Linked DNA regions of Homo sapiens: region 1 is linked to region 2. The links are chromatin contacts, found by Hi-C in ENCODE. All regions are on one chromosome and are shown on one strand. Each heading gives the region's core, a stretch centred on a gene start or an enhancer-like site at or near the end of the contact. The rest is flanking DNA. Distances are from core to core; before and after follow the strand shown. Region 1 holds the start of PRKAR1A (protein kinase cAMP-dependent type I regulatory subunit alpha). Region 2 holds the start of AXIN2 (axin 2).

Evidence for each region. A loop is a pair of places that touch in the nucleus more often than their neighbours do. Pooled maps may share reads with other maps.
Region 1: a loop to region 2 is called in a map of CD8-positive, alpha-beta T cell, with 10 times the contacts of the local background. The contact joins the promoter of PRKAR1A here to the promoter of AXIN2 in region 2. A Hi-C loop is called at or near these places in 2 of 168 maps with a recorded cell type or tissue (CD8-positive, alpha-beta T cell and gastrocnemius medialis) and 8 of 50 pooled maps.

The regions. Positions count from the first base shown.
Region 1 is chr17:68,509,302-68,514,442 of GRCh38, reverse strand. PRKAR1A (protein kinase cAMP-dependent type I regulatory subunit alpha) reads right to left here and starts at 2,013. Exons shown (of 11, transcript NM_002734.5): 1 at 1,895-2,013. RefSeq lists silencers at 1,543-2,052, 2,473-2,832 and enhancers at 2,123-2,212, 1,966-2,539.
Region 2 is chr17:65,558,482-65,563,631 of GRCh38, reverse strand. AXIN2 (axin 2) reads left to right here and starts at 1,984. Exons shown (of 11, transcript NM_004655.4): 1 at 1,984-2,182; 2 at 4,896-5,150. The coding sequence starts at 5,012. RefSeq lists a silencer at 1,821-1,970.

The DNA of each region.
Region 1 (5,141 bases), core at 764-3,263, 3.0 Mb before region 2:
ACAACAGGGTCATATACTGTTTTCCTTCCAACTCCTAATTACTAAGCACTTAAGAGTAGAAGACAAGAGTGTGGTCCCCTCCACTCAGCAACTGAATTCAATACTAATCAGACTTTTCCAATTATAATGCATTGTAAACTATTGAGATGAAACTGTAAATTTAAAAGAACTTATAGAAAGAATTAACAGAGTAAAGAGCTATTCTAAAGTGCTACACTGTTACTCATTTTGTTTTGACAACTTTCACCATAAAGGTCAACAACAAGTAGACTAATTAACAGACCATTAGAAAGTTCGTGGCTCCAAGACAAGCACATAAATTAGAAGCCATGGAAAAATAATCATGCTGCTACTTTAAACAGGCAAAACAAAAACAAAAACGCGCATTTACTTTAGGATAGATTTATACAAGCCACTTCTCCAGGTCAGGCAATCATATGAACTGAAGATCCACTTCAGTAGAATTGTCTGCATTTCAAATAATACTTAAAGGCCACCAAGAACAATCATAAATCAGATCTTTCATGCTTCAAAGCATTGTCATATTTTAAGAACATTCAAATGATCAATCATTCTAAGATCAGGTCTTTGGCTGGTAGAGATGAGAGAACTGGGCCTAAGGAGTGAAACTGTGTTTTTGTTTGAAACAACTAATGTATTACGAAAACCAAAAAGATAGCCACCGGTAATAGGACAGTATACGAACAGAAATGTACCAAAATTAATGCAGTCACCATGTAAATCCCTGAATAACCAGACTTCACAGTCTTAATATTTTTAATCGAGTTACCCGGATTCTCTATGTGTACTTATTTGTAAAGCCCAACAACCTAGCCTTCCCTCCCCACACACAATTATTTAACTGCTTTAAAACTTTCGCTGCATTGTCTCTATGTAAAACAAAACACTCAGATTCATTCTTTTGAAAATTCAGTTGTGACAAAATTGTTTCGAAAGGATTACATTCTGGGAAATAAATAAAAACACTTTGAGAAACTGTTCCTGATTCAGACCGCACCCCCTTAGACCAGCCAAGTTACGGCTCCCCTAGGGTCATCTTGAGTAAGTGTTTGCTTTCCTCGCTCTGCTAAAAAGACGGATCTCTTGGGAATCTCTCAAGGAGTAGGACGGTCGTCACCACAGGCTCTGAGCTGAAGAGGTTAATAGGTACCGTGTATTTTCTAGAAGAAGGGCAGGAAAATGCCCTTCACTTCACGTAGGCCACGGTCATGACCACAAAATGAAGGGAAGCCGAGACTTCAAGCTACGCCAGTCGGAAGGCCACAGTGGTGGCGAGGAGGCCTCAGGGGGGCAAAATTGGGAAAGGGAGAGAGGTGAAAGGGGACAAGAGGAAATTCAGGAGCCCGACTAAGACCGTCGTGTTGGGGGAAAGATCACTCCGCTATGAAGAGGAAAGGCTACTGCTAGCAATGACGAGTCGTCAAAAGTGGAGAGGAAAACTACCGGCTTACAAGAAGAGCCAGGACCGGCGGACGAGACGATGGCGGACCCCAGTAAAATAGAGCCGTTGTCCTTCAGGAAATGGGGGAGGGTGAGCGAAGAGGCCGCGGCGCGCGGGGGCGAAGGCGGCCGGGGAGGGCCGCGGAGGGCCCAGGGCCCCAGGAGCCGTGGGGTGGGGGCAGCGAGCGCGAGCGGGGCGGCTGGGGAGCCCCGCACCAAAGCCAACGCCCAGACGGCCTTGAGGATGCAGACTCGGAGCCGGGGGCGTGAGGCCTGCGGGGAGGCGCCCGCCGGGCCGGGGAGGGGCAGGGGGTGCGGCCGTCCCCCTGCAGGTCGCTCCCCGTGACGCCATCTTGGATCGGTCCAGCTCCCGCAAACCGGCTGCGAAGCGACGAAGCTCACCTCGCCTGAGCCCCCGGCCGACCCCACTCACCTGGGGACGGGCGGCGGCGGGCGCGAGGCTGCGGGTGCGAGGCGGCGGCGTACCGAGCTCCCTCAGCGCTTTGCTCCCAGCCCCGCTCCACTCTGCGATAGCGGCTAGGCGACAGCTCCACCGGAAACGGCCTGGCCGCAGCCAATCAGCGTTCGGCTACTGACGTCAATGCGCCTCGCTCTGGCCAGAACCGTCGCCTTAGCAACCTTAAGGGCGCAACAGCCCCAGTTCCTCCCCCCTGGTCGCTCTTGGAAGGACCCTCACTCTGCGGTCGTTCGTCTTCCGCCATTCTTTCCATCTTACTCGTCCCTTATCCACAGCAGTTTCCTCACGCCCGCCACTTCTCCTTTCCGCAGTCTCCCTAGCCCGGTTCTCTCCTCCTTCCTGCTCACCTGCCCCTCCTTACCTGTCCCTCTCTGGGTGTCTTGGGTCGCCTTTGTTCCTCCGCCTGCTCTTCGCTCTCTCTCCGCGCAGCTATCGTGCGCTTCCCTCTCGTCCCTCCGCTCCTCTGTCCACCCCACTCTCCCTCCGGCCTCCCTTGACGCCTCTGCCTTTTCTCCCTCCTTTCCACCCCCTCCCTGGCCGACCCACGTGGGGCGTCTCAGATGACAGGTGGGCGACTCCTCCCCGCAGCCCCTGCAAGGGAGGGCCCCGGGCCGGGGCGGGGAGAGTCCTGTCGCTGCCAGCCCCCGGAGGAGGTGGCGGCCCCCGCGGATCTGCAGCAGCTGCGCTGCGGGGCCGAGCGCGGGCGGATGGCCGGGATGCGCTCTCCGGGCCGCGCATCCTGTGCCCGGCCAGCGCCGCCCGGGCCCCGGGCTCAGGTCAGTCATCCGGTCCAGGAAACCTGAGCCCTGCCGAGTCTCCGCTGGGGCCGCTCTCCCCCGCCGGGGGTGCTGTCGTCTGTGCAGGCAACACCGTCCCTGTGGAAACCAGGCACGGGAAAGGACTTTGTCAGGGTCCAAGAGGAGGCCTGAGTCCTTCTAGAACCTGAAGTGCCCCCCCATCACTCCTGACCTCACAGAGGGAGAAGTGCAGAGCGTGCAGATTGTCAAAAATGCCCTGTGACCCAACAAGAAATCGCAGCTGTCCAGACAAGCTGCACTAATGGGGAAAATTCGGAGGAAAAGCGACTTTACTCTTTCAGCCATTTTTTTTTTCCATCAGAGTATCTGTCTAAGGAGGAAGAAAAGGGAGACGGTACAATTTTAGACACATCAAGTCTGTAACTCAATAAAGAAGGCCCATCAAGGAAACATGTCCAAGTGTCTGGCTAGGGGCTGCTTTAGTAGCATTGTATATATTTCTAGGGCCGTGTGCTTAAAATTCATAATGGATTCAACACAATACAAAAAAGCAAAATACACACATATGCAAGTGTCCAGGAGCTGTTGTAGTAACATTGTATATACTTCAAGGGCTGTATGTTTAAAGTAAATCATGAACTCAACACAATACAAAAAAGTAGCTCAATAGTGTTTATATTGATTCCAGATTGAAATGATAATATTTTTGATATATTAGGTAAAATATTAAAGTTAATTTCACTTTTGTTTTTTAATTCTTAGTGTAGCTATTAAAAAGTTTAAAGTTACACAGATGGCTCCCATTATATTCCTATTGGGCAGCGCTGCCCTCGGAGGCCGACTGCTCCCCCAAATCCACCAGGCTCTAAGGGTACTGTCCATCAGATGATTTATTTAGTTATGTTATTCACTGCCTTCTGATAGGGATACATAGGCGATATCAAAAGGGCAATCAGGCTTACAGGGGGGAATGGAAAAGGGAAGTTTCTCCTTTCACTGACTCCCCAAATGTTGACCATTGGCCCTTCTCCAGGGTTGATCAGAAATGGGGATAAAAGAGCCTCAGTCAGATAGGATTTCACTCTTGACAGTACAAAGAAGGGTTGATAAACTGAACCCTACGCTGGCAAGCAGCAGAGGGAATTTGATAGCATTGAGCAGGCCCGGTCATGTTATGGGAAGAAAATATTGCAGTCAGGTAAATCTGAGTTTGGTTTCAGGCTCTGCCATGTCCGGTAATTGACTTAATCTCCATGGGTGTCCGTTTCCTCGGTCATAAAAGGATGAACAGGACTTTGTTGAAGTTAACTACTAAGGGTATAACAGCAAACACACGTATAGCACTTACTGTGTTCCAAGCACTGATCTAAGGGCTTTACACATAATTAATTTAATCCTCATAGTAACTCTTAACATAGGTAATATTGTTATTGTTACAGAAAAAAACATGAGACATGGAGAAGTTAAGTGACTTGCCCATGGCCACACAGCTAACATGGCTTAAACCCAGGCAGTGATCTTAATCACTCTCCATTGCAGAATAGATAGATCTCTCTCTCTCTCTCTCTCTCTCTCTCTCTCTCTCTGTCTACATATATATATATGGTGTTCAGTACAGTGGGGGATATATTAAATGAATGTTAATTTACTTCCCATTTCTCCCTCTTCCTGCAGAGCTACCCAAACTACAAGGTTAAGTCAGAGTGACACTATGTCCCACCATTAGTGTTACCTTCCAAGTGCAGTTAAGACACTAAGAATAAGGAAACAAGCAAGCTGCTGACATTGAGCTGAGCACTTTGAGTGACAGCTGCTTCCTTGCTGAGTCCTGGCTGTGTGTCCCCATTCAGCTGCATGCAGGCGCCAGTCCAGCCACGGGCCATTTCCTGTGTCAGTCACACTCAACCTTGTTCTAGGTGCCAAATCCTCATATGCTGGGGCTTTAGGAGACATAAAGGGAAATGGGCAGTAGACAGTTGAGCCCGGGGAAAGTTCAGTGAGACAGCTGTTCTGAAAAACTAAATAGCCTCAGTGCTTTCCAAATGGTGCAAATGTTCTTTCAGTGCCACTGTGCCACTGTGAGAATACCAACTTGTTGGTATTCGTAAATTATGTTTCAGAAATGACATTTGTTCCACTGTAGTTTCTGTATGGTTTCCCTTCTCCAGAGGCCTTCTGCCCTTGATTCAAAGGTCTGTTAGCCTTTCCTTTGGACTGTGTCCTTGAGAAACTCAGTTTAAAAATATGTTTCTAGAGTAGTGGGATTATAAGTAAATTTTCCTGTTTAACTGGTGGCTAACATCTGTAATCCCATCACTCTAGGAGGCCCAGGCTGGAGGCTTCCTTGGGCCCAGGAGTTCAAGACCAGCCTGGGCAACACAGTGAGACCGCCGTCTCTACAAAAAAATTTTAAAAATTAGCCAGATGTGGTGACCCACGCATGT
Region 2 (5,150 bases), core at 735-3,234:
CACCTGTCATGGCACCCACGAGCCAGAGTCCAGAGTCTTAGACTAGAAAGTCTAAGAGCTTTCTAGTCCCTTGTCACAGTCCCTTAGGCTGAGGGCAGGTGGCGCACAGTCCTGCCACCTGCCCCTTTCCAGCAGATCATGGGTGGTGGATCTTCCTCCTCTTTTTTTCTTTTCTTTTTTTTTTTTGAGATGGAGTCTTGCTCTGTCGCCCAGGCTCACTGCAACCTTAACCTCCTGTGTTTAAATGATTCTCCTGCCTCAGCCTCCCGAGTAGCTGGGACTACAGGCGCCCCCCACCACGCCTGGCTAATATTTGTAGTTTTAGTAGGGACAGGGTTTCACTATGTTGGCCAGGCTGGTCTCGAATGCCTGACCTCAGGTGATCCGCCTGCCTTGGCCTCCCGAAGTGCTGGGATTACACGGGTGAGCCACCACACCCAGCCTCTTCCTTCTCTTTTTCTATGGATACCTAGATAGAGCCACAATTCTTGCATGTTTTAAAGTTCTGAAGGCCTAATGACAGGCCATCTCGCATTTAAAAGGGCTCGTCATCCATTAAGTTGGAGAGTAAGAGCCTTGCACAGCTCTGAGGCCAGGACTCTGCCTTTCACTTCTTGGATCTCTTTGGTTCACACCTTTATGTGTGTGTGTGTGTGTGTTTTTTTTTTTTTTTTTTGAGGGAGTCTCGCTTTGTCACCCAGCCTGGCGTGCAGTGGTGCCATCTTGGCTCACTGCAACCCCCCCACCCCCGTCTCCTAGGTTCAAGCGATTCTCCTGCCTCAGCCTCCCGAGTAGCTGGGACTACAGGCACGTGCCACCACACCCGGCTGATTTTTGTATTTTTAGTAGAGACGGGGTTTCGCCATATTAGGCAGGCTGGTCTCGAACTCCTGACCTCAGATGATCCTCCAGCATGGGCCTCCCAAAATGCTGGGATTACAGGCATGAGCCACCGTCCCCGGCCCTTTGTTTTTTAAAAGGAAGAAAAGTTAATTATTCGCTCATAACATAAGGAATCATTCTATAGCAGCAGCAGAATAAATACACAATGCTCTGGGTTTGTGACATATTTTCTCATTTTAACGGAGAAGAGAAGGTTGTGTGTGCCTTATAAACGTTTTTGGGCAAATGTGGGAGAAATTCAAAGGTGACAATGGGGTGAGGAGTTTTCGATACATTAAAACGGCATGCATGCCTTGTCGTTTGGAGTGGGAAAAAAGATATTCCTATCGGTTTAATATGTAACATATGGCAGAAGAGGGGACTTTGGAAGAGTAACGGGTATGCAGTTGTTTGGGAGAGATGGCCAATGTGTGCCGCTACGAGGGTCTTATGGCCAGCAGGTTAGGAAGCTGGACCTAGGTCTTCAGGGCACTGAGGTATGCCTCCTAACTGGTGTTAGCACTCAGGCCTATACTGGCGGATTCACACCCCACTTTCACACATGCACAAACGCAATTCATCCACCAACTGCAGTCCTATATTTACCCGAACTCAGATGCACGTGCACAAGCGCGCACAGGCATGCACACGCCTCCAGCGGCTGGGCCCGAGTCCGCCCTATGACAGCGGGCCAGCCAACCCCAGGGCCGGAACTCCCTTTATAAAGTCCTCCAAGCCCAAATTCCCAGGGAAACTTGAATAGAGGTAGAAAAGCGTTTGATGATAGAAAAAAAAAAATCTGCTTGCTTGCAGTTCTTGCGATGGCCATAATGCTACCAGAAACTGTTGCATTCCAGAGCCGGGGAGAGCGAGGGCAGGCAGGGGGAGGAGGCGGGAGCAAAGAGGCCGGAGAACTTAAAAGAAGAAATCAGAACTCGGGCTGAGAATGCCCTCGGGGCCGCGGGGGGCTGGCAGGGGGCGGAGGAGAGGCCGGGGAAGGGTTAACGCGGGAGCGGAGCGTGCGGCGGGGGCGGGCCGGGGCGGGGCGGGGCGGGCGCGGGGCGCTGTCCCTTTAAGGCGGGCGGCGCGGGCCGGCCGAGCGCGGCTGTGATTGGCGCGGCGGGATCACTGGCTCCGCGAGCCTGGCCCGGGGGAGTCGGCTGGAGCCGGCTGCGCTTTGATAAGGTCCTGGCAACTCAGTAACAGCCCGAGAGCCGGGAAATAAAAATAACCCCTCAGAGCGATGGATTTCGGGGCCGCCCGGCGGCCGAGGCGCCCGCCGAAGGCCCTGCTGTAAAAGGTGGGGGTGGAAGCTCGGCCCCAGCGGAGCCGCTTCAAAGAAAGCCCCCCTCTTACAGGGGGCGAGGTCGCGCCGAGCCGCGGCGTGGGCGCGGGGGGCGGGAGGGGGCCCGGCCAGGCGGAGGCCGGGCCTGGAGGGGGGCGCGGGCGGGGCGGCCCTGCGGAGCGGTGGCGGGGCTGCGGGGGGCGGCCCGGGGCGCGGCCGGCGCGTACCTCCCTTTCAGGACCGTGCGCTCGGCTCGCGCCTTTGAAGTGCACAGTTAAATCCACAGCGCAGTTTTTGTTGGAAGCGCCCGGAGGACATTTGGTGCGCCGAGTGACTGCTGGAAACAGGACCTGCGTTGAAAGCCGGGCCGGGCGGGGGCGGAGGCCCGCTCGGATCTTTTGCATAAAAGGGGCGGCGGGGCGCGCCGTTCCCCCTCCCCGGCCGGTGGCTTTCGCTCTGAACCCGGGATTGTTGTTTCCCGCACCCCCTCCCCCGCCGCACGACTCCCCATGTTCCCCGACGCCGCGGCCGGCCCGGGGGGGCCCGGGGCTGCCGCCGCGAGCCGAGCCGGGGGCCGGGGCCGGGCCCCTGCCAGGGGCGCCTGCGAGGTCTCGCCGCCGAGCGCGCGCGGGGATCAATGGTGAGTGCCGAGGCCGAGGCGGCCGGGCGGACCGCGCGCTTTGATGTGCGGGGCGGCCCTTTGAAGTTGGCAGGCCGGCTATTTCGGGGCGCGCTAGGGGCCGGCGCGGAGGGGAGCGGCGGACCCGGCGCCCAGCGTTCCGGGGGGCTTGGCCGGGCAGCCTTGCGCGCCCTGCGCCGGAGCCCCCTCCCCAGCGCGGTGACCGGGTTGGCGGGGGGCCCAGAGAGGAGACTTATCCGAGTGGCGGCAGTGGCGGGGGCGGAGAGGGGGCAGATACCCCCCGGGGGTCGCGTCGCTGTCGCGGTTATGGATGTGAGTCGGCGTGTGAGTGCGCGCGGGAGTGCCTTTGGGAGGTGGGATGAAAGGGTAGCGGCGCCCCCCGCTTGCCCTCCCCCGCCCCCCGCCTCTCCTCCGCCCCATCCTCTCCTCCTACTTCTCTTCCCCCTCCCCTTTTCCCCTCCCTGCCGCGGGTCCGCGCTAAGGGGCCCACAGCGCTGGCGGAGGCTCAGTCTGCGCGCAGGACCGGCCCAAGTCCGGGGCGCCCGTGTCCCTCGCGTCCCTCCTCCCGGCCCGGGCCCCTCGCCCGTGGCCGCCCCGGCCCCTTTTGCGGAGAGGCAGAGACTCCGCGCGTCGCCATTTCTGGACTAGGCTGCTGCTTTCTGTGCTTTTTCTGCGGGCGCCTCTGCAAACGGCGGCGCCGGGGACCGACCCCCCGCCCGGGCTCGGGGCGCTGCTGGCGTGTCCCGGGGTTCCGGCCTCGAGGTGTGCCCGCCAGGGCTCTGGAGGCGTTCAGTTGCATTTGGGCCGGGGGACCGGGCCGGAGGGGCTCGGAGGACATGAGAGCCTGGCTTCGGCGGCCTTCGTCTTCCAGGTAACGGGGCCGCTCCACCTCCCACCGCCCGGGTAGCGCGGTGCCAACGGCAGCCCCACTTCTCCGTGGGCCGCGCCGCCCAGCCCCGCGGCTCGAGGCTCTGGTCGGGTTCAGCGTGCACCCATCCCAGATCCGGGGTCCCTGGCTTCTCGCCCGGGGTTGCACCCCGTTCAGCCCCTACCCTTCTTAGTTTGATCTTTTCCGTGCTAGGGAAAGCAGCTTGTTTATTGGTTAGATAAGACTTTTTTCTTTGGAAAAAAGACAGGCTTGAAATCAGTAGAGTTTGGGATTCTTGGCACAGGCAGTAGTGGCGTGAGACGGCTGGTGATCCAGTTTTGTAGGTTTCGCGGATCCGGGAGGTGGGTTGGGGGCACGGGGGCGACGGTTCCGAGGCTTCTCAGCTCTCTCTCAAAGTTTGAAGATGAAAGTCTCCCCTGAGTGAGTTGGTTTCTGGTTTGGGGGGAGGTCAGGGAAGACAGAGGTGTTGACTGAGCTGGATTCTTGGTGGGGGTAGGGGGCGCGTAGCGAACACTCAAATCTGAGTTGGGGAGGGGGTGTTTGCGTGCTGAATCTGGGAGTCCGGGAGCCCAATCCGCCTATGCTGGGCGGGCTTCTCTTGGGCCAGGATCTTCTGAATTTTTAAGGAGTGGGAAGAGGGAGCGCAGAGGGAGGGGGTGGGTGGGGAGAATGGGAACCAGATGCCGGGGAAGGGCACGTTTGGAGCTCGAGTTATCTGTGCAGGGCCGAGTGGGGAAATATACCGAAATTGGTTTCACCTGCACACAGCCTAGCGGCTGGGAGTGCGCCTTTTTGGAGTTGATGGTATCGGGGGAGGGGAAGGGAGGGAAGGCGAGGCGCGGGCTGAGCTGCCCTGCGTGCGCCCTGGCCGAGTGGGTTTTTGGAAGGTTGTGTCTTACACCTCCAGTGTCCCCCTGCCGTCCCCAGCTCTTGCCTTCCTCTCACCTTCCCCGCCTCTTTCCCAACAGCTCCCTCCCACCCCCAACCCCGAAAAGTGTGCAGGGAGCTCAGATTTCGCTTTTGAAAAGCAGCGCCTGATACTTTAGATGAGCACCTCGCAGATAGCTGGGTTGCTTGATTTGAATTTGAGGAGTTGAAAAGCCTGTTTACTTTCTTGCTTTGATGTTGGGTAGATCTGGTTTTGATTAGATCAATACCCTTTTCTCTCTCCCCACCTCCCCCCTTCCTTTTCTTTCCAGAGAGGAGGTTCAGATGAGCCCCTGCTGACTTGAGAGAGACAGAGAGACCACGCCGATTGCTGAGAGGAACTGGAAGAAGAAAAATTCCCAGACTCAGTGGGAAGAGCTCCCTCACCATGAGTAGCGCTATGTTGGTGACTTGCCTCCCGGACCCCAGCAGCAGCTTCCGTGAGGATGCCCCGCGGCCCCCAGTGCCAGGGGAAGAAGGGGAGACCCCACCGTGTCAGCCAGGGGTGGGCAAGGGCCAGGTCACCA